Regions from separate parts of the Mus musculus genome. Here region 2 is linked to region 1. The links are chromatin loops, found by intact Hi-C in ENCODE. Cell type or tissue: left cerebral cortex. All regions are shown on one strand. Links, peaks and the distances in the headings refer to the core of each region. The heading gives the core; the rest is flanking DNA.

Region 1 (10,500 bases), core at 4,357-6,856:
ATTAATTAGCAGGGTTTTCCTACAACATCTTGGTCAGAGGCTTAATCATCCAATTTCCTATGCTGTAAAGTGCCAGGATACATCAAGGAGAAGCTAAAAACTAGCAGGTGATCCTCCTGAGATGGTTCCACAATAGGTTTGCTCCTGCAGGCAAGGCCCAGGAGATTTCATTTTAGGAAAGATTCTTGCTATTAATATGCTTTTTCTGTTATTATTAAATATATATAACAATCACTAGATATTAGTCCACCCTTTTGAGCAAATTTCTGCAGGACAACAAAGATGTACTGTTTTGTAGTGATGCTATATAGACAAATAGATGATTTCTTAATTCTTAATAATGATCCTATAAGAATTCCTAGAATTATATTAGTAATTATTAAGCTCTTTTATAGTAGGACTGCTATTAATGTCCTTTCTGGTATGAAAACTGCAATGAGAACTCTGCCAGTCTTCAAGTGTCACCAGTTAATTGCTTCTGAGATAGAAAGGAGATATCTGCAACTAAGAGCACATTCCAGGAAGTTGTAAAACCATTAACCAGAGGTCATAAAAAGGGAACTAAGGATTTACTATAGATGCTAGGACAAAAGATAAAATATTGACTGGGATCATCTATACAAAACTTCACTTTTAATTTAGCCACAAAAGTTATGGTCTTTAACTCTCCATGAACCTGAAGAGCTGGTGACAGATGATGAATGTTTAGCCAGATAATCATTCTTAATGGATATATCTGTAAACATTCTTGCTCAATTTATGATTTGAATTTATGTTTGAACTTCTAGTGAAGTTTTGTAAAAGAAAAAAAGGGGGGATTTTTGTAAAACAAAAACAAAAACATGTGATCTATTCCAGGAAAGGTTAAAAAAGACTAGGAAAGATGACATTAAGGACATCAGAGCAGGAGGAGAGAGCAAGATTAGAAAGAGAACACAGAGTAGAATAACTTGGAAATTATAAGGCAACTTAAAATATTAAGAGAGCAATGCGCAGAATGCAGAGGGGAAAGGGAAAAAAGAAGCTGCAGAGAGAGCAGGAGAACAGGCAGGCTTCTACTTACCATGGGACAGAAAAAGTCTTTTCTTAATAGCAAGGCAGGCTTAGTCTTCCAAAGAAAACAAAGCTTTCTTCTTACAGACTTGGGTTTAATTCATTTAGCAATAAAAGGGTAGAAGCCCTTTCTTTCTCTATGCAATAAAGGTTGAAGCTCATTTTTCATCCAGAAAGAATGAGTTCTTCTGCACTGGTGCTTGGTCTTTTGCTCCATATGCTTATGTAAGTATGGATGTGTGTGTGTGTGTGTGTGTGTGTGTGTGTGTGTGTGTGTGTGTATACACGTATGTAATTATGAGATAGTATGAAAGCCGAGCCCAACTGGTTCAAATGGAGATTTTTGAATGTGTGTGCATGAAACTGTGTATGAATTTATGTGAGTTTAATCCATATTTGCTAGTATAAAAGTTTTCTTTCTGTGCAGGTGACTCTCTTCTCCTGGTTCAGTAAAAGTTTCTTGCTCCAACCCCCCACCCCAGCCTGACAAGCGAGAGGCATCCGGTCAAGAAGGAACAGGCTCTAGCAATTAATCCTTTACTTAATTACCTGATCCACTTTTCTTAGAGAACTTTCATAGGAAACTTTTTAGAGAGAACATAGAAATAAAAGTTGAAGTCATTTTTCTTCCTAGGACTTCATGTAACAGGGCTGGGAGTTAGAGCCCCACGGTTCCCAATAGAACAAAGGCTACTTTACTTAATCCCCTGCTGTTTTAAGATGAGGTGCTAAATGCCAGAGACTGCTGGTTTTGGAGGAACACAGGCACTTCAGCTACAGTAGCAAAGTGACTTAGACTTAAGATGGGTAAACGGTCTATTATTAAACAGCAACCCTGTTTAATAATATCTCCTAAGACCAAGCCTTATCCCCCACAGACACTCTTCCCTCTCCACTGTCTCAAGAGGAACCAAGAAGAAGGAACAACCGCTGGGGCTAGCCCTGGCAATAAAGCATCAAGGAGACCCTTCACTACTTATGGGTCAAGGTCCTAGACAATAGGACCACCTTATTCTGTATGAAAGAATCCTCCAGATCCTTGGATTGAATATGGAGGTTTCTTATACTCTGCCAGAATTGCCAACTGTCTCCAGCCAGGTTCCTCAGAGGAGACCAGAATGGAGGAAGGAGAGCCCACACTTGCTTTCTGTTAGAAAATGCATTTCAATCATACTCGAAAGATCTGCCTGGAAGTTTTACCCACCAAGGCTACCCTGAAATTTGTAATGTTTTCCTACCTTGATTTATGCATGAAGTTACCCGTTTGCTGCAGAGCTGACATGGGGCCCGTATCCCCATGTTACCAACTTACTTTTGATTTTGGGATTCCATTAGTTCTGAAGTGGGAGAGTGTTTCCACACCCAACACTGTTGCAATGAGGCAGTGGGATGCACCTCTCAGGATGAAAACCCTCAGCCACATGTTTGACACATTGAGTGTCAAACAATTTAGGAATAGGTCTGAAGTCTCAAGAAAACAACCATACAATCCTAAGTATTTCAGCAGAGCAAAGTGTTTTGCTTCTGCAGGAGGATGCATACCATGCTAAACCAACACGCAAGCACACCCTGTGGGTTCCAAGGTTTCTGTTTGTTTGTTTGTTTGATCCATAATACAAGGCATCCTATGCCTCACTCTGAATATTGAGAACTCAGCATCATATTCTTATTTGATTGGCTGATTGAAAACATTGTGGTTGCTAGGGAGAAATGAAATGAGCATATATTTTTATTTTGGGAAAATGCTTTACTTGGGAGGCATTCTTAACAAGTGGTGTGCTTGCAACTGTTGTTGAGGTGCGGAGTTAATTTACCAAAGCAGACCCGGCCTCCAAGTTCTTCCAGCATCTCTCTCTCAGTCCCTTACTGTTACAGGGCATGACTGGCATATCACACACACACACACACACACACACACACACACACACACACACACACACTATGCACAAAGACTCTCACCAGGTACCTAGAACTCACAGACACTCTCCTGCCTCTGCCTCCCAACTCCTGGGATAATAGGCATGCTCCTCTATATCCACTCCTCAAGTAGCATTTTCTGAGAGACTACATTGCCCTTCTCTCCGTGAGACATCCAAGTCCAGAAATTCATCTGATACATGAACTCCAGGAGTCAGATTTTTTTTCTACTTTTGGCTCTTGTATTTTCCCTGTGTTTCATATGGCCTCTTTCAGGTGACCAGACCTAGAGCCGTATGCACAGAGCCCTTCTGACCCCTCTAAGAGTTCCATGTCCTAGCGTTCAAAGAACTGGGTGAGCTCTGTCAACTTCTGTCTTCACACACCTAAGGCCACTGGTTCAGCAGCAGCTGTCATGCTGACTTCAAGTTCTTTAGGGACCGGTGGCCACTTTGCTCTCACCAGAACACTCATAATGCTTTTCTCCTATCTGAAATGTCAGCCTTTGGCCACAGTGCCACGTGGGGAGGCTGGCTGACATTTCCTCTCTTCAGGTTTGTCCTCGCTTCAGTGCACTTTGTATCTATCAAGGTAGCCTTTGACCCTCAGTTTTCAGATTTGCATAGCGGTTACAAAGCTGCAGTGTCCTAGGACTGCTTTAAGGGCTCTACTGGAGCAGAAGAAACTTTGTTTTACACTGTTTCTTTTTGTAAAAAGAAAGTTCCCTCTGCAAAGAGAAAACTGTTCTCTGTGTTGGTTCTGGGGCAAAAAATAGAGCTAGTCTCTGGAAGCTGGATTAGCAGGGACTATGTCGTGTGTGTGTGTGTGTGTGTGTGTGTGTGTGTGTGTGTGTGTGTGTGTAAGAGAGAGAGAGAGAGAGAGAGAGAAAGAGAGAGAGAGAGAGAGACAGAGAGACAGAGAATGTGTCAAGGCCATAGGACAGCATGAGGTTTAATTCCATTCAACTTGTTCTTGAAACGGTCTCTCGCTGGCCTGGAGCTCCACCCTCTACCACTTAGCCAAGGCTCCACCAGGAATTTGCCAGTTTCAACCTCTTCAGCACTGAGACTGCAGATGCACACCACAATTTATTTTAAAGGTTTATTTACTTTTACGTGCATTGGTGTTTTGCCTGCATGTGTATCTGTGTGAGGGTGCCAGATCCTCGGGAACTGCAGTTACAGATGGATGTGAGCTGCCATGTGGGTGCTGGCAATTGAACCCAGGTCCTCTAGAAGAGCAGTCAGTGCTCTTAACTGCTGAGTCATCTCTCCAGCCCCACATTTTAAAATGTAGATTCTAGGAACTAAACTCAGGTCTTCATGCTTGCCAGGCAACCACTGTTCTGACTGAACTATCTCAGAATGACTCCTTATGTCTGTAAAAAGAATTGCTTCTACAAAGAGAACACTCATTGTTACCTCCATTGGTCCACAGAGAGAGCAGAGCTGATCTCTGAAAGCTGGATTAATGGGCACCATGTTAATCCTTTTAAAGGTACCTTCAGCTTTTCTTGGTCGCATTGGAACTCCTTGAGACTGAAATTTTTAGTAACACAGGCATAGCCCCTATGGAGGGAGCAATAGTCACATTACTGTCCTCGAGAGCTCTGAAGTCATGATTGCCCAGGGCCCCAGGGATCTGAGCTGAGAATAATGGCTCTCTCCATCGCACAACAGGAAAGCCTTAATGTTACAGAGGAGAAGGCAGCCCTGTGGGCAGAGATGTTGCTGACATTTGGCTGAGTCATGAGTAATGTTCAAAGCCAACATCAATAAACACTCTAAGATCAAGAAACAGAAACCCCTAGACGACAAAAGGAAGGGTCTGAGTTCATGAACAGCTAGCTACCTGCATACTGTCCAGGGTCAAATCCCAAGCTACTAGCTCCAAACCAGCCAGACAAATCTTTCTATGCAGGCTCCTTCCAGGGAAGACTACTTACCTCACTCCCCATTGCCTTTGCTGTTCTATACCTCTCCATTCATAGGAAACTAACAGGGCTTCCTGGGGACAGAAAAAGGGGGAGTCATACAGGCAGAAAATGTGGAGGACAATTCTGGGCTCACCACTTCCACAGCAGAGAGCAGCTGATCATATTGTGAAACCTGCCTCCCTCACTCGGGATAGCAGATACCCAACATTCTCAGGTACCTCTTTCCCCATCTTCCAGAGGCCAATAGGGACATTGCTTTTAAGGTTTCTTTGTTGCGTGACATAATTGACAGATGCCACCACTGGCTTGTGAGCAGAGACACTCTTCCTCATCCCTCAGCTGGGTGGGTCAGGACCTGGGAAAAGCTGCTTGGCTTTCTAAATCACCCCTCCCCAGCTGGACAAAGGTTCTGCCAGTCAGGTGTGGTTGGTAATAACAAATGGCTATGACAGAGCAGTTGTTGTCACACATGAAGACAGCAGATAGACAGGGAGCTCTTATATTTCCCAAAACTAAAAAACAAAGATGGTTAACTTCAGCTGAGCCCCAGCTCCACCCCACATGACCTTCAGAACAATACTGCTGTGGGGTAGGATGTCTCAGGGTGCTCCTGGAAGCTGATCCTCTAAAGTAAGCACACTGAGCCAAAGCCGGGAAAGAAACACTTGCCTTCTGGGTATCAAGGCAATCCTTCATAGGCCCCCTCTGAAGAGCTGGATCCTATTAAAACGCTAAAGTGGCTCAGGAGTGCACCTTTCCTTGGGTCTTGTTGGTGGCTTTCAGAGCTGGAATAGAGGTTTGCAAAGAGTTGGTGAGCACTGCCCCCTACAGGCAAGACTTGGCAGCCTGGCTGCCGCAGGTCCTCCCCTGAAGGCCTTTGTAGGTCCAGTGAAGCCCTTAACTTTGGAAGACAACAAGCAGCTTTAAGGAGGATGGAAATAATTACCTAGGTCCTTTAATCACACCAACTTACCATAAACAAGAAGATAGAGGGGGTGGAGCTAAGCTATGTTATTCAGGACACAGGTGTCCTACTTAGCTGCAATCCCAGTAGGAAAAGACTGGGCCTGAGCTGGAAACTCAAGGGTCCTATCTGATGGCTGCTTAGTTCTAGGCTCCCTACTTCCAATGCTCCACAGCCCATAGGAGAGGACAGCGTAGCTGTTCTTAGTGTTCAGATGGTGTCCAGAGGATGACCCATTACCATCAGGTGAACACAGCAGAACAGGATCCACAGCAGGCTGACTCCAAAGTAGAGCTTGTCCTCTAGAGTCCTGGGTCTCCTGTATGTGCTAAGGGAACAAAATGGGGCCAGTCATGCTGTGGGAAATTTTACCACTTCAGTGATGCAGTCTGCAAAGAGACAATGTGACCAAAGGCAGATGGATGGCATCTGACCAGAGCCTTTACAAATGCTCCTCCCATTGAATCCAGTTCTTGTGACCAAGAGAGAAATGTTCCTTTGGGAATGGAGATAGGCTCCTTCTAGTTAACAGTGACCACCTCCTTCCAGAGACAACATCAGATCCTCAGACAAGCAATGCCATTTAGGAGGCTGGAGATGCACCTCAGTTGGTAGGGTTCTTCCCTGGCATGTATGAAGCCCTGGGTTCAATCCCCAGGATATATACCAGCAGATATCTGCTACCCTAGCACTTAGGAGGTAGAGGAATGGGGACTGAAGTTCAAGGTAATCTTTGGCCACAGAATGAGTTTGAGGCCAACCTGGGATACATAAGACCTTGAATAAGAAATAACAGTTGGTTGAGACCTAGACATGGTCTGGGGAATAGTTCACACTGGTCAAAGTAAACTAGACTGGTGTATAAACTATTAGGCTTGTATATTCATTAAATGAAGGAGAGCATTTCTATGGCCTTTATTTCTCACCTGAGCCCAGTCTGAACCCTTCACACTAGGATCAAGAATCCCAGCACTTGTATCTATCTTGTATAAAAGACTTAAGCAGCAGGAGTCGCAACAAATGAGAAAGGACTTGACCAGTTGGCTAGTAGATATATATCATTGTCTACTTTGTATCTGGGAAGTAAGGAGTCTTGCTACAAAGCTGATTATATCCTGGCCACCTGGAACCACCTGAAGACCTCACGGAGAAGACAAATCTGGGCAAACTTCACCAGCCATTTCTACAGAAAGTTGGTGGTGTGCCACACAGACACCTGCTCCAGACCAAAGAAATCCTTCTATCAGGTTTGAAGGAACCTCTCAGCTCCCAACAGGTGTGAATTCACTTTGAAGCTACGGGATCACACACATGATCATGGGCTAATGGTTTCTCTACAGCTCCTTGTTAGAGAGTGATAATCACAGGAGCGCTACAAAACGAACAAGCACAGCTTCCTCTTAATTCATGCTTTTGGACTAGAGAGCCTACATGTTCATGAAAATAAGAAGTTAGCGTGGGATAGTAGGCGGGGTCTTAGCTGCTGACCTTGATGCTCAGCTACTTCCTACTACCTAACAGAGAGTTCTGCAGAGACCTGCTGTGGCTTCGTGGAGAGAAAGAATGAAGTCATCCTTCTCTCCTAAACCATCCAACCTGTCTATAGGCATCAAGTCTATATTGCCAGTCACGCGTTCTGAAGTAACAGACGGATGTTTGCAAATGTCATGGCTGGTAGGATGTGGTCTGAGTACAGAGATCGCACAAACCAGAGAGGACCAGCTAGGATAGATGAGGTTGAGGGTTACATAGGGAAGCTCCCTGAAGAAGGACGCACTCCAAATTGAAGGAGTATCCTACCTGGTAGGGGTGAGACTAAGGTGGACCGGAACCAGAAGCAGTCAGCAGCAGAGTCTACCATGCCTTAGATATTCAGAGAATAACCAGGATATTATCAATCAGCTCCTGGGCACTTAATATGTGGCAGCTCTTAGGTTGGGAACTTGCTTTATGACATGTCCCAGATGGTAGATTATGCTTCACCCAGCCGTACAGTAACTAAGCCAAGTTCTGCATGCCAACCAAGCAGAGGCAAGGGCACCGCCCCTGTGAGATCATAACTCCCAGCTGCATCATATCCACATGATAGCAGTGACCCCACACCCCCTTATGAAGCTTTATTGGGCCACACCTCCCCTGTGGCATTGTGGGAACTTTTCCACCAGCTACGCTTTCACAGTGGGAAAGCTGAAGCCTGGCCACAGACTGCTGTCTGGCTCTGAGCTCTGAGCTGTCCCAGACAATGAGACAGGTCAGAGCCAGCACCCTCCATGGTTCCCTGCTGTGAGCATTGTCTGGTTACAGGCCTGAATGAGGGGCAAGTGGAGTGTCAGGACTGGATTCAAGGCTTGTGGCAGCCAGCAAGTGATCCTTATCAAGACCCAAGAGTTCAGAGCTACAGTGGCCCCATAGCACAAAGGAGAACAAAGGTTCTCAACATCTTAGTCTGAGAGGCATCAGTCAGAAAAGGGATTCTGATGCCTGGCAATGGCTGAGGAATGGGTAAGTAATGAAACCTGGATGGGTGGCAGGGTAGGACCCATGGCACAGCTGACTGGGGTGACTCAGGCCCAGAAGCAACCATGTTCTTAAGGCTGCTGTGCCCAGCCCTTGGCCCTATCCAATCCCATGTAGAGCTACTAACACCTGCCTGAAATTCTGACAGTCTGAGTTAATCATCCAACCACTTCTGGAGTGGATCCACTGTAGGGACAGAATGGAGGTACAGGTAGGTAGCAAGGCCGACAGGACCTGGATTTCTGTCTTCTGATGCCAAGGAAGCACTTAATTCTGGGACTGTCGTGCACTCAGGTCAGGGCTACTGAAAGATATACAGAGCTTCACTCCTACAAAATGTGATTGTTGGGCTTTAAATTTTTAAATTATTTATGGTGTGTGTGTGCAAGTGTGCATATACCATGGAATACATATAGAGGTTAGAATACAACTTTTTTTTTTTTTTTTACTTATTTTATTTATATGACTATGCTGTAGCTATCTTCAGACACACCAGAAGAGGGCATCAGAACCCATTACAGATGATTGTGAGCCACCATGTGGTTGCTGGGAATTGAACTCAGGACTTCTGGTAGAGCAGTCAGTGCTCTTAACCGCTGAGCCATGTCTCCAGCTCTAGAGTACAACTCCTAAGAATTGCTCCTCTCCTGCCAGCTCTAGGATCCAGGGGTGGAGTTCCAGTTATGGGCTGTGCACAAGGATCTCTATTAGATGGGCCATCTCACTAGCCCATGGGATGTTGTTGTTGTTATTGTTGTTGCTGCTGTTGTTGTTTAAACTATTTTTCTTAAACAGTTTTAGTGAGATGTAATTTACATATTGTACAATTTATCTCTGGCAAGGAGAGACACACCTTCACTTCTAGCTGAGTTCTTTTCCAAATTACCTAACCAGGTGAAGCCCAGATTTTTGGGCCGTGTGTGTCATGCTATGCAGACTTGGCTGACTCAGAACTCCTGCCTCTCTCTCCCGAGAGCTAGAATTACAGGAGTGTGTCACCACGCCCATCTGGTGCATTTTTAAAGCATAAGGTTTGTTCCCTCGCCTTCTCCGGACAGAGCCGTAGGCAGTAAAAGGTTCAACCACCAGGAGTCGCTGCTGCACCGGAAGCCAGTCTTCGCTGCGCCTGCGCGGACGCGGGCACGCGGCGTTCTCCAGCCCGGCGAGTGCGCGCCCTCCACACCAAGTGCGCCTGCGCGGAGCCTGTAGTATTTTCCCCCTTCTCGCGCCGGGCGCTCGTCAATCGCCGGCGGCCATGGGGGAGGCCGAGGTGGGCGGCACGGGCGCCCCAGGCGACAAGGGCCCAGGCGAGGCAGCCCCGAGCCCTGCTGAGGAGACGGTGGTGTGGAGCCCTGAGGTGGAAGTGTGCCTCTTCCACGCCATGCTGGGCCACAAGCCTGTCGGTGAGCGCCGCGCCGCGCACCGGCGTGGGGGTGGGGCGGGATAAACCGTCGGGCGGGCTGGCGGAGCCTGCGACCTCCCACGGGACGTGGCCTCCCACTCTGGGGTGCCCTACTAGTCTAAGAGCCTATGACTTTCCTGCCCGAGAAGCCCTCTCCCTGGGGACACTCCTGACTTCCCTGCCCTTGAGACACTCCTACCCCAGGGAACGCCTCCATTCCCCCCCACCCCCCCACCTCTGCAGCCCCCTGTCCTTGGACCCGCCTACTATACACACCCTAGCCCCTGGAACACCCACCTGCCTTGTGGCACCTCTCTTCCCCTTTGACATGTGACTCCTGCAACACTTGCACCTGCGGGTTTGCCCACTCCTGCCCCTCCTTCTTCACCCATGTCCTACGCACAGAGGTGCTGTCCTAACCCTCAACCCACTGTCCTACCTCTCAGGGGTGAATCGGCACTTCCACATGATTTGTATCCGAGACAAGTTCAGCCAGAATATTGGGCGCCAGGTTCCATCCAAGGTGATCTGGGACCATCTGAGCACTATGTACGACATGCAGGCACTGGTGAGTTGGATCCTGGCCTGCCCATTTACGGGCTGACCGTGGAGTCAAGTCCCAGATCCTGTCAGCTGTGGTACAGGACAGAACCCTCTTCTCACTTGGGGTTTGGTATGCAGAGCAGAGGTGATCTCAAAGGATGAGGCTCC
Region 2 (10,500 bases), core at 4,028-6,527, 230 kb before region 1:
ACAATCTTTCCTCCCATCTTCTTTGGAGTTCCCCTGGCCATGCCTGATGTTTGGTTGGCTTGGCTGTGTGGGCCTCTGCATTTATTTCCGTCAGTTGCTGGAAAGCATCCCTCTGTTGACAGTTGGTCCATGCACTGATCTATGAGGATAGCAGAGTATCACTAGGAATTACTTTATTGTCTTTTTTGCCAGTCGTTTTTGGTTCTCTCCCGAGTCTCTGGGCTGTCCAGTCTCTGGTTCCTGGCCTTCCAGACACTGTCAGTTGTGGGTTCCCTTTTGTGGTGTTGGCCTCAACTTGGCCAGTCATTGGTTGGCCATTCCCACAAGTTCTACACCACCATTACCCTAGCATGTCTCGCAGGCAGGACAGATTGTACGCGGAAGGATTTATGGCTGGGTTATGTCTCAGTCCCAGGGCTGGAAGCCTTGCCTGGTTAAAGAAGACAGCTAGTTCTGACTCAGTATTCCCTGTTACTAGCAGAATTCACTAGGATTACCCTCACCCTCAGGGCATTTCCACAGCACTAGGGTTCTGCATTGCCTCTCCAATACCCCCTCCAATTCCAGTCGCCTTTCCCAGAACTCTCCTCCCCCAGCCTGATCCCTATTGTTCCCACCCCCATCCACCCCCAGTCCACCTACAAAGCTCTTTCCCCTTCCCAAGAAGATCCATGAGTTTCTCTGTGTCTGTGGATTGGAGTATGATCTGTGGATTTAGCAGCTAATGTTCACTTACCAGTGAGTACACACCGTTTGTCTTTTGGGTCTGGGTTACCTCACTCAGGGTGGATTTTGGATTTTTTTTTTTGAGTGCTATCCATTTGTCTGCAAATGTCATGATGTCATTTTTTTTAACAGCTGAGGAATTCTCTCAGAACCACATTTTCTTTATCCATTATTCAGATTGTTCCCAGTTTCTGGCTATTATAAGGCTGCTATGAACATGGTTGAACAAGTGTCCTTGTGGTAGGATGTGGCATCCTTTGGGTATATGCCTAGGAGTGGTATCGATGGGTCTCGAGGTAGATCAATTCCCGATTTTCTGAGAAACTGCCATATCTGTTTCCAAAGTGGCTGTGTAAGTTTGCGCTCCCACCAGCAACGGAGGAGTGTTCTCCTTACTCCTCCCACATTATCAACAGTGTGAGCTGTCACTTGTGTTTTTGATCTTAGCCTTTCTGACAGGTGTAAGATGGAATCTCAAAGTAGCTTTGATTTGCATTTCCCTGCTGGCTAAGGATGTTGAACATTTCTTTAAGTGTTTCTCAGCCATTTGAGATTTATCCATTGAGAATTCTGTTTAGATCTGAACTCCACCTTCTAATTGGATTATTTGGTTTTTAAAATATCCACTTTCTCGAGTTCTTAATGGGTTTTGGATATTAGCCCTCTGTCAAATGTGGAGTTGGTGAAGATCTTTTCCCATTCGGTAGGTTTTGTCCTATTGACAGTGTCCTTTGCTTCACAGAAGCTTTTCAGTTTCATGAGGTCCCATTTATTGATTGTTGATCTTAGTGCCTGTGCTATTGATGTCTATTCAGGAAGTTGTCTCCTGTGCCAATGCGTTCAAGGCTATTTCCCACTTTCTCTTCTATTAGGTTCAGTGTATCTCATTTTATGTTGAGGTCTTTGATCCACTTAGAGTTGAGTTTTGTGCAGAGTGATAGATATGGATCTATTTGCATTCTTCTACATGCAGATATCCAGTAAGACCAGCATCATTTATTGCGGATGCTTTTTAAATTTTTTCGCTTGTGTATTTCTGGCTTCTTTATAAAAATCAGGTGTTCACTGATTTCATTGATCAGCCAATGCTTTTCTGCCGATACCATGTGGTTTTATTGCTATAGCTCTGAGGTACAGCTTGAGTCAGGGATGTGATGCCCCTGGACGTCCTTTTATTGTACAGGAGTATCCTAGGTTTAGCTATCCTAGGTTTTTTGGTTTTCCACATGGAGTTAAGTATTGTCCTTTCAAGGTCTATAGAGAATTGCATTGGGATTTTGGTGGAGATTGTATTGCATTTGTAGATTTGGTAGGGTGGCCATTTTTACTATGGTAATCCTACCAATCCATGAGTATGGGAGATCTTTCCATCTTTTGATAGCTTCTTCATTTTCTTTCCTCACAGACTTGAAGTTTTTGTTATACAAGTCTGTCACTTGCTTGGTTAGAGTTACCCAATATTTTACATTATTTGTGGCTATCATGAAGGATCTTGTTTTCCTGATTCCTTTCTCAGGCCATTTGTCATTTGTGGGCTACTGATTTTTTTCTTTACTTGAGTTAGTCTTGTACAAACACTTTAGTAAAGGTGTTTGTCAGCTGCAGGAATTCCCTGGTTGAATTTTTTTTGGGTTGCTTATGTGTACTTATCATATATGTTAAGTCCAAGCAACTGCAGCCAGAATGTGTAGATACAAATCTTCATTTTTTTGGTATGAAATGAGGAGGGTACGTCATGGCTGCAATGATCTTGGTTGCTGTGTTTGGGTAGGGCAAGAAGGAAGGTGGGTAGGGAAAGAGTCCTGAGCTGTGCAAGGGGGCTGCTCTCTCAAGGGTCACACCCAGGTGGGCAGTACTATACCACCCACTGCCACATTTTTCTGCCCAGAAAGGAGCAGGCAGTGACTCTGTCCTGAATATCTTGATGCCTCTCTACTTAGAGACCTGTCTTGGACACCTTGGGATTTATAGGAATGGGGAGGTCAGCTCACTATCCGCCACCAAGACTGGACTAATGACACTATCAAGATGGGCCTGGGGTCAATCAGGAATGTTGCCTAGTCTTTAAGTCCATCAGGGGAGGGGCCAAGGTCAAAAGTTCTGTGGTATTCAATACCTGAGGAAGCACTGGCCTTCCTGATGCCTCACAGAAGCCCCTTTGGTTCAGAAGGACCACCAGGGGGCAGTAGAGTAAGACTGGAAACCCAGCACCACATGAGGAGTCATGTTGACTTTGGCCAGCATGGAAATCAGAAATGTCCAGGGACATACAGCACTGACTATGGTGACATTGCCCTCCTGAAATGTAAGTTAGGAGATAATACTAGGGTTCTTGGAGGATGTGAGCAGGCGACCAGCCCTGCCTATCATGTGGCAGCTGTCTTGGCTATTATAGGCTCTAGTGGGACCCTAGGGGATGCAGGGCTCCCCTCTGGACAGACAGCAAAGGGAAGCTGAATGCCAGTTGTTCATAATTCTTTCTCCCCAAGGCTAGCCGTGAAGGTTGACAGCCAGCTTGTCATGTACACATTGTCTTAGAAACTTCATGACCGTAGACATTTCATCCATGAATGCCTACTTCAGGCTATAGCTTCGATGTCACTGTACACTGCTGGGATAGCAGCACACAGAGGCAGTAGACCATCCTGCCTCCTGATGGCTGCATCTCACGCTGGCACCAGGCAGCTGACGTGGAAGCAGGTTTCTGCTTTCTGCTGCTATTACATGTGTACCAAGGGCACATCCGTGCAACCGTAGTTACATGTATATGTACAGAGGATGATGTTCATATCTGTTCCTTCTTCCAGCATTGCTGAGTCCCAGTCTCATCCCTGCCTCTAGGAAGCCAAACACCCTTCCACCTCACCCAGACCCAGAAGGCAGGATGGTGGAGTAGCGCCAATACATACCTCATCTTTGAGCAGTTGAATTTTTATAATTTTTTTATGATTTATTTATCTATTTTATGTATATGAGTATACTGTAGCTGTCTTCAGACACAAGAAGAGGGCATTGGATCCCATTACAGGTGGTTGTGAGCCACCATGTGGTTGCTGAGAATTGAACTCAGGACCTCTGGAAGAGCAGTCAGTGCTCTCAACTGCTGAGCCATCTCTCCAGCCCCGAGCAGTTGAATTCTTGAAGCAGGAGATAGGATCTCTGTGTTAAAGCAGGAGAGCTGAGGAGCAGGAGAGACAGCCTTGAACAGAGAGGAGAATCTATGTGACGTTCAGTGTAACCCACCCAGGGCTCTGCAGAGAAGGAAGAAAGGAAGGGTCCAGGGAAAAAGCCCGAGCCTGGGGAAACCCAAGACCTTTCCTTCGCTGTCTAGTGCTTGCCACTCTGAGCATTCTGCTGTGGTCCTGGTGGTGTGGCCTGAGGGGCCTGCTTGCATTCAGCATAGACTTTTCCGCTGCTGTTATTCCTTCCAAGTGCATTTAGGGGAGGCTGAAGGAGGAACCATTCTTTCTACAAAGCCAGCTTTGCAATGAGAGTAATGAAGAAAAGGGGGTGCACATCTGCCTGCCCCAAGACTGGTGCCAGATACAGTCACTATGGGTGACTGAAAGTCGGAGCTCCATGTAGAGGGATCACCAGGGGGGATCACCCAGGAGACCACTAGGAGGGAGAATCAGAGATCTTTTTTATTACAGGCATGTGTTAGCACACCTGATTTATTTAATATTTGGGATGGAACCCAGGGCTTCACTCATGCTGGGCAAGCAATCTTCCACTAAGTTATATGCCCAGCTCCCCAAATCAGCGTTGAGACACACTTCGTCTTTGTCTACAGTGGTAGGAACCCAACTATGAATTCTGAGTTAATGTTGGCTCAGGCAGTTTCTGGGACGAGGAGTCATCCAGAGGATGGCTGATGAGGATAGGGTGGGGTGACCGCATCCTCACAAGGTGGGAAGAGACCAAAGGTCTGGTTCACCCTTCTGGCTCTCCCTCCCTGGACAGCTGTTTGCCAGTACCACATCCTCCTTTTTGATCTTGTTTGCAGACTGTTCCAGGAACTCCTTCAGCGACAGTTTCAACCCCAGAGTTTCACTGCATGTCCTGTATGGTGCACTCTAGCCCTTGGGAACACTGTGTGAGACAGTCTGAATATGCTGGTCCAGCAGTGTGGCCCTGATTGCACATTCTGATGGCTCAGGTCCCTGGATGTGACTCTCAGACATGGTGGTTGCAGGCAGAAGCCTAGTTTTCTTTTATTTGTTTTTGCTGCAGGGTCTCACTCTGTAGCCTTGGCTGTCCTCAAACCTGCAGTTCTACCTCAGCCTCCACGGTGATGGATTACAAATATGAGCCACCGGACCTGAGTCTCTTGAGACAAGGTCTCACTAGGTTGTCCAGGTTAGCTTTGCTCACCATTCTCCTGCCTCAGAGCTGTGTGTGATTACAGGTGTGCTCCATCACGCTACCATGCAGATCACGTTCTGAAGTACAGCCAGACAGCCCAATCCCTTTGGTGCCTGTGTTTTTACAAAAGGAAAATTTTAGGAAGCTTTTTGTAGCTTTTCATTTATTATAGAGCACTGTGTGAAGGAAACATTTTTAGCTATGCGAACATCCTTGGGGTGTAGTCTGGAGGGTTCCAGGCCCCTGAACCTGGACGGCAGAGATGTTTAGAGCAAGCAGGCTCACAGCAGTGCCCCACAGTGTCACAAAATTCAGAATGGAGAGTGTGGATCCTTACCAGGTTGCTCAAAAGCCTGGAAGGGGCTGGCGAGTGTTCCTGGTGTAAGTGCAACATCTCACCAACAGGGGGCAGCCTGAGGCATGCCACTGGAGGCATCAGTGCATAGTGTGTGATTACTATTCTGTGTGCGCGCGCGCGTGTGCGTGTGCGTGCGTGTGTGTGTGTGTGTGTGTGTGCGTGTGCGTGCGCGTGCGCGCGCGTGTGCGTGTGCGTGTGCGTGTGTGTGTGTCTAGGTTGATGTGTCTGCTGGTGGTGGTGTGAGTAAGTGGTATCTCCTTATGGTTGGAGCTGTCATTCAGAAACCCCAGTCCTACTAAAAACTGGCCCGTGATGTAGCACTTAGGGCTTCTTGGCTACATGATACTCTTCATGTAGCTCCAGGACCAGAATCTTCTCTTTGATTCTGGGTGGCTCATGTGCCTTTGCTCGTGGTATCTGACAGCTGCGACAGCTTGAGGAGTCCTGAGTCTTTCTCACTCCAGGTGTGGCTCTAAGTCACAAATGTGCCCTAGTGAGAGCCCCCAAAATGAGGCCAGGTACACAAGCAGCCTCAGGGCCTCTAAGTAGATAGGGTAGGCAGAGCCAACTCTCCTGGCTCTGGGTGGGGATCACCTGGCCTGGGTGGGGCCTCCAGTGTTGGAAGTAGAACGAGGGAAAAGCACAGCGTGCAGAGCCATCCCGGGAGACAGTGGTCTGGCAGGAGGTGCCCAGCAGGGTCAGCTCTCTTGAGCAGAAAGTGTTCTGCTGGTTCAGGTCCCCAGATCTTGCAAAGTGCAGAGGGCACAGGGCCTCCAGTATACTGCCCCTCAACCCTTCCTTGAAGAAGATACTTGAGTAGATGGGAAGGCTCTGAAGGCTCCAACATTCAGGGTCCCACAGGTCCCTCCTTCATTTCCCTGGGGATCCTTTGGCCACCCCTCTCTTCTGGTGGCGGACTTCCTTCCACTCCTTGCTTAACCCTGCTAGGAGCCTTGGCTATGAGCTGCGTACCCCAACTTCCCATCACAACCTCCAGGAACTGGCTGTCTAGTTACCTGTTGGCTCTGTGGTCGCCTCCTGACTTCTGAGGATATGCAAGGATGTGTATGGACCAACAGCCTTGCTCCCTGGGACCAAGTGTGGGCAGTGTTAGGTTGACCTGCCTGAAACATACCGAGGTATGCCCTGATCTAGGACAGACCCTGTCACCGAGTCCCCGCCTCTTAGGCACTTCCCCATGGGAACATTTTACAGTTAAAATTTGGAAACTACCAGGCCCCCTGAATGTGGGGAATCTGTCGCGCTTACCACCCGGAGCCGTCCCACGCCACAGGCTGCCTGTCTGCAGAGGATGAGATTCTTCAGATGACTTTCCCACAGTCTACAGTCTGGTCACCTACTTGATAGGTGGCTCCTTGTTATCAGGAATGGCAGAGCTAAATCCCAGACACCACCGGGAGGGGGGATTTGTTGCCAGGCGGGGGAGGGTGTGTCTGTGGCTAAGTGTGCTTCTGCCTCAGGTCTTTCCACACATGGCTTCTATTCTCTGGACCGCTCAAGCCCCAGGTGTCCTGTGTAATGGCATCCCATCCCTCTCAGCCTGTCACCGTATCAGAGACCTCTCAGGCTCTGGATGGAGGCTGCGATCTTATCAGCAGACCCTTCGGGTCCTCTGGATGCTGCCCCCCTGATACCAGAGGTGTGAGTTGTCAGGCAGAGGACACAGACAGCAAGAGTCAGGATATAATGGGAATGTGGGCTTGGTGGGGACGGTGGGCTGTATCTTGTCTTCTGGCTCCTGGCCTGGGCTTTTGGTGGGTGGTCTGACTGTGAGACAAGATAAGGCAGCTGGATGGGCCAAGCGTTCTCAGGGGTGGGAGCGGCCTTGTGGGGAGGGGGAGTGAGTATGACGTGCCTGTTGCTTCCCTGTTGGGGAGCTCTGGAGGGCACTGGTCATGTGGGCTTGAATAGGCTCCTAGGTCCAGAGTGGCACAGAGTGGGTTGGTGGAGAAAACACCAACCTTTGGAACACTGGGCAAGAAGGCTCCTTGTCCTCCAGCTGGGTTAGCATCTCCTGGCCCCACGCAGAACATGCGGCTACATCATGGAAAGTGAGGACACGATGGGATATCTGCGTCTCCTCTGCCTTTGTCACCCTTAGACTCCCTCATGCCTTTGCAGTGTCCTGAGGGCTGCCTGTGTGCTCACCACCCGTGTGGTCACTGCCCATTGCTAGCCTGGAGGGTTGTGCTGTCATCTTACGCTCAGGAGTGAGACTCCCCAGGACACCCTGACAGTACTGGGACTGAGAAGACCCTTAAGGGATTTGACACTGGCCCTTACATAGCAGGCCGGAAACAGGCCAGGAAAAAGGGGAGGTACTTATTCTCTTGAGGTTACTTTCCAACAGATTGGCTCTGACCCCAATTATCATGTCACCGTCACCACCACCATCACCATCATCACCACCACCACCTCCACTATCACCACCATCACCTTTGCCATAACCACCAGTTCTACCATCATTACCAGCATTGTCACCACCACTGTGACTATTGTCATCACCATCATAACCATTGTCACCATCATCTCTGCAACCCCATCTCCAACATCACAAGGAATGGGCTGTGGCCTTGTTCTGTCCCTGCTGCCTGTGGCCTTTTGGTGTCTGAACAGTGAAAACCTGAGCCCAGGGTTGATTCTAGAAGGGCTGTATGGCTGTGTTACCCTTTACTTCTTGGTTCTTGCTGAACCCCGCTCCTTACCTTGTAACACAGTCCCACCCTGCACTTCTCTGAGTGTATTTTGACCATAGGAGATACCCTCGTGTATGTTCCAGTCAGTGCTGGCAGAGGCTCAGAGGCTGGGGCCGCGTCTTGCTCACTGAACGGTAGTTGCCCTTCCTTTTTCCTTGGCGACTGTCAGGGCTCAGGGACTTTACTCTATATCCCTAAGACTCTGTAAACCTGCTGGGTCCTCTGACCCTAGAGCTCTCTGTCAATAAAAACTGAGGAGACAGTTACTTCCCTGGTGACCTCGTCCAGCAAGGCACACTGATCCAATGGCCCCAGAGAGGGCAAAGTTGGGAAAAGCTGAGGCCATCCTTAGAGCTAACAATAACAGATACAGATGATGTTGATCCGGGGTGGCTTAGGGAGGACACTGAGGTCAAAGGGGCAGCTTGCTTGGGGGTAGACATCACAATCCTGCTCAGAGTGCCCACAGGGGGCTGGAATGAGCATTATGAGGAAGGCTGTGAGCCCTACCCTGGGTCTTGGTAAGGGCTGGATCTTGGGTAGGTGACCCTGAGGGTCTCTGTCACACAGTGAGAGTTTGGCTTAAGCACCTCCATTCCTCTCCACAGGCTGTGCGAGGCCCGATGCATCAGGCCAGCTGCCATCCCCTTCCTCACCCCAAGATGTTCACTGTGCTGGCCGAAGCTCCAACAGGCTCGTAGGTTGTACAAGAACCTCCTGACGAAGCAATTCCCAGGCCAAGCCTAGCCGCGTCCTGGTCAGTGGCTCCATGCAGACGGCTGCCGAGACTCCTGTCATCAGCAAACGCCAGGGTGAAGGAGTTGTGGGTGAGGGTCACCTCCATAGCAGGCTTCTCTTCTGCTAGGGGAGGCTGGGCAGTGCAGGCTTCTGTAGGAGGTGCACACTGGCTGGGTGTCCCCACGTATCCCAGAGTGGTCAGAACTTCTCTTAGGGCAGACGTGAGTCAGAGGGCCCAGCAGTTCCACATGAGTGGGGCACCGATTCCTACCCAGTCTTCCACCCTGACTTGGCCTAGTGGGATCACTGGGCAGAAAGGCCCCACACCCCTGCCTGCTGACTGACAGTCTTCTTCAGTTTGTCCCATTTTATGCTGATTGGCCCTAGGTCAGGCATTTTTTTTTTTTTTTCTTCAGAGAACACAGCCCAAATAAGCCACAATTCAAAGCAGGGATCCATACATGACAAGAAAGGGGCCAGGGCCCAGATGCTCAGAAACACCAGGGTACTCATCAGGCTCACACTCAGACTGCTGCTCACACTCATGGCTGGGTTGAGGCCCAAAGCCTCTGCTCAGATGCATGAAGCAGAGACATGAGTTCAGTGTCCTCAAAAGGAAGGATGCCAAAGCCACTGCTGTCAAAAGTCTCCGTTAGCTCAAAAGCCCAAGGAAAAGAGCCTCTGCCATGTGTCCTGTAGACAGATGGCAGAAAGAAACCGTGTCCTCATCCTGAAGAGGACCTGGCTGCCCTCTGGGACCCAGAGACACTCTCAGCATTGAGCCAAAGGAACTCTTAACCAATACATACAACCGGATGCTCTCATGCCCTCTCCAGATACTGCTGATATGTTTGGCTCTGCACCGCCAAGCTCAGAGCCCTCTGGCCACAACTGTCTAAGGAACTTCTGTGCGAGCCAGATACACCAGGCTTCTGTTAAAACATTTCTCCAAAGCAGGCCAGACCTGTACCAAGAAGGGAGAGCCCCAGTTTATCCCTCTTCTTTCAGACCTTCGTTCTCCCTCTCCTACCTGTGTGGCCTCCTTCAAAGGCTCTGCTCATGGGAAGGTTGGCTCTCTGAGTTTTCCTTGATTGGATACTTCCCTGTTCTTGGCTTATAGGGAAAACTGGCCCAGATCCTATCTGTGTGTGTCTTCCAGCCTTGGTTTTCAACCTGGGTTCTTGGATTCTTTTGGCTGCTCCCTCAAGGTTATACCTCAGTCTCTCTGTATTGGAGACTGGACAATGCTTTCTTAGGAAAGAATGTCCATCGATCCTCCTGGTGGTCTTAGGCCGTTGGCCCAGTAACAAGTTTCAGTGGGGTTGCAGCAACCAGGAAGGGGCAGACTGCATAGACATGTGCTTATGGGGGAAGACTGCATAGACATGGACACTTGCTTCTGTGTATACCATGATGCTCTAAATGGGTCCTTTGGGACACAGGTGTGCACAGGTATATGTCTACCTTTGTTCCTGAGGGTCATGGCCATGAGTCCCACCTCTGGCAGGCAGTGAGCATGCTTAGTTATAATTCATACCTGAGCTGTGTAAGCCAGTGGCTGTCTTGGCAGCCTTCAGGACACTGTCCTGAGGTTCC

What was found. Peaks named below come from ENCODE experiments on the same cell type or tissue, not always from the same donor. Only the 100,000 strongest peaks of a DNase experiment are listed, where the experiment ranks them.
Region 2: a loop joins it to region 1, with 7 times the contacts of the local background. A loop is called at or near these places in 21 of 42 quality-filtered maps.

The regions. Positions count from the first base shown.
Region 1 is chr2:180,573,166-180,583,665 of GRCm38, forward strand. Gm30144 (a long non-coding RNA gene) reads right to left here and starts at 8,703. Exons shown (of 5, transcript XR_001783605.2): 1 at 7,671-8,703; 2 at 6,111-6,198; 3 at 4,916-5,691. It overlaps Mrgbp (MRG/MORF4L binding protein), which reads left to right and starts at 8,057. Exons shown (of 6, transcript NM_028479.2): 1 at 8,057-8,372; 2 at 9,446-9,790; 3 at 10,236-10,357. The coding sequence starts at 9,643. In left cerebral cortex, for the core only: a CTCF peak has its summit at 5,752 (motif pointing left); a DNase peak (open chromatin) is centred at 5,729.
Region 2 is chr2:180,347,992-180,358,491 of GRCm38, forward strand. No RefSeq gene overlaps it. Among named protein-coding and RNA genes, the nearest start is that of Gm52543, 6.8 kb to the left of the region's middle. In left cerebral cortex, for the core only: a CTCF peak has its summit at 5,495 (motif pointing right); a DNase peak (open chromatin) is centred at 5,557.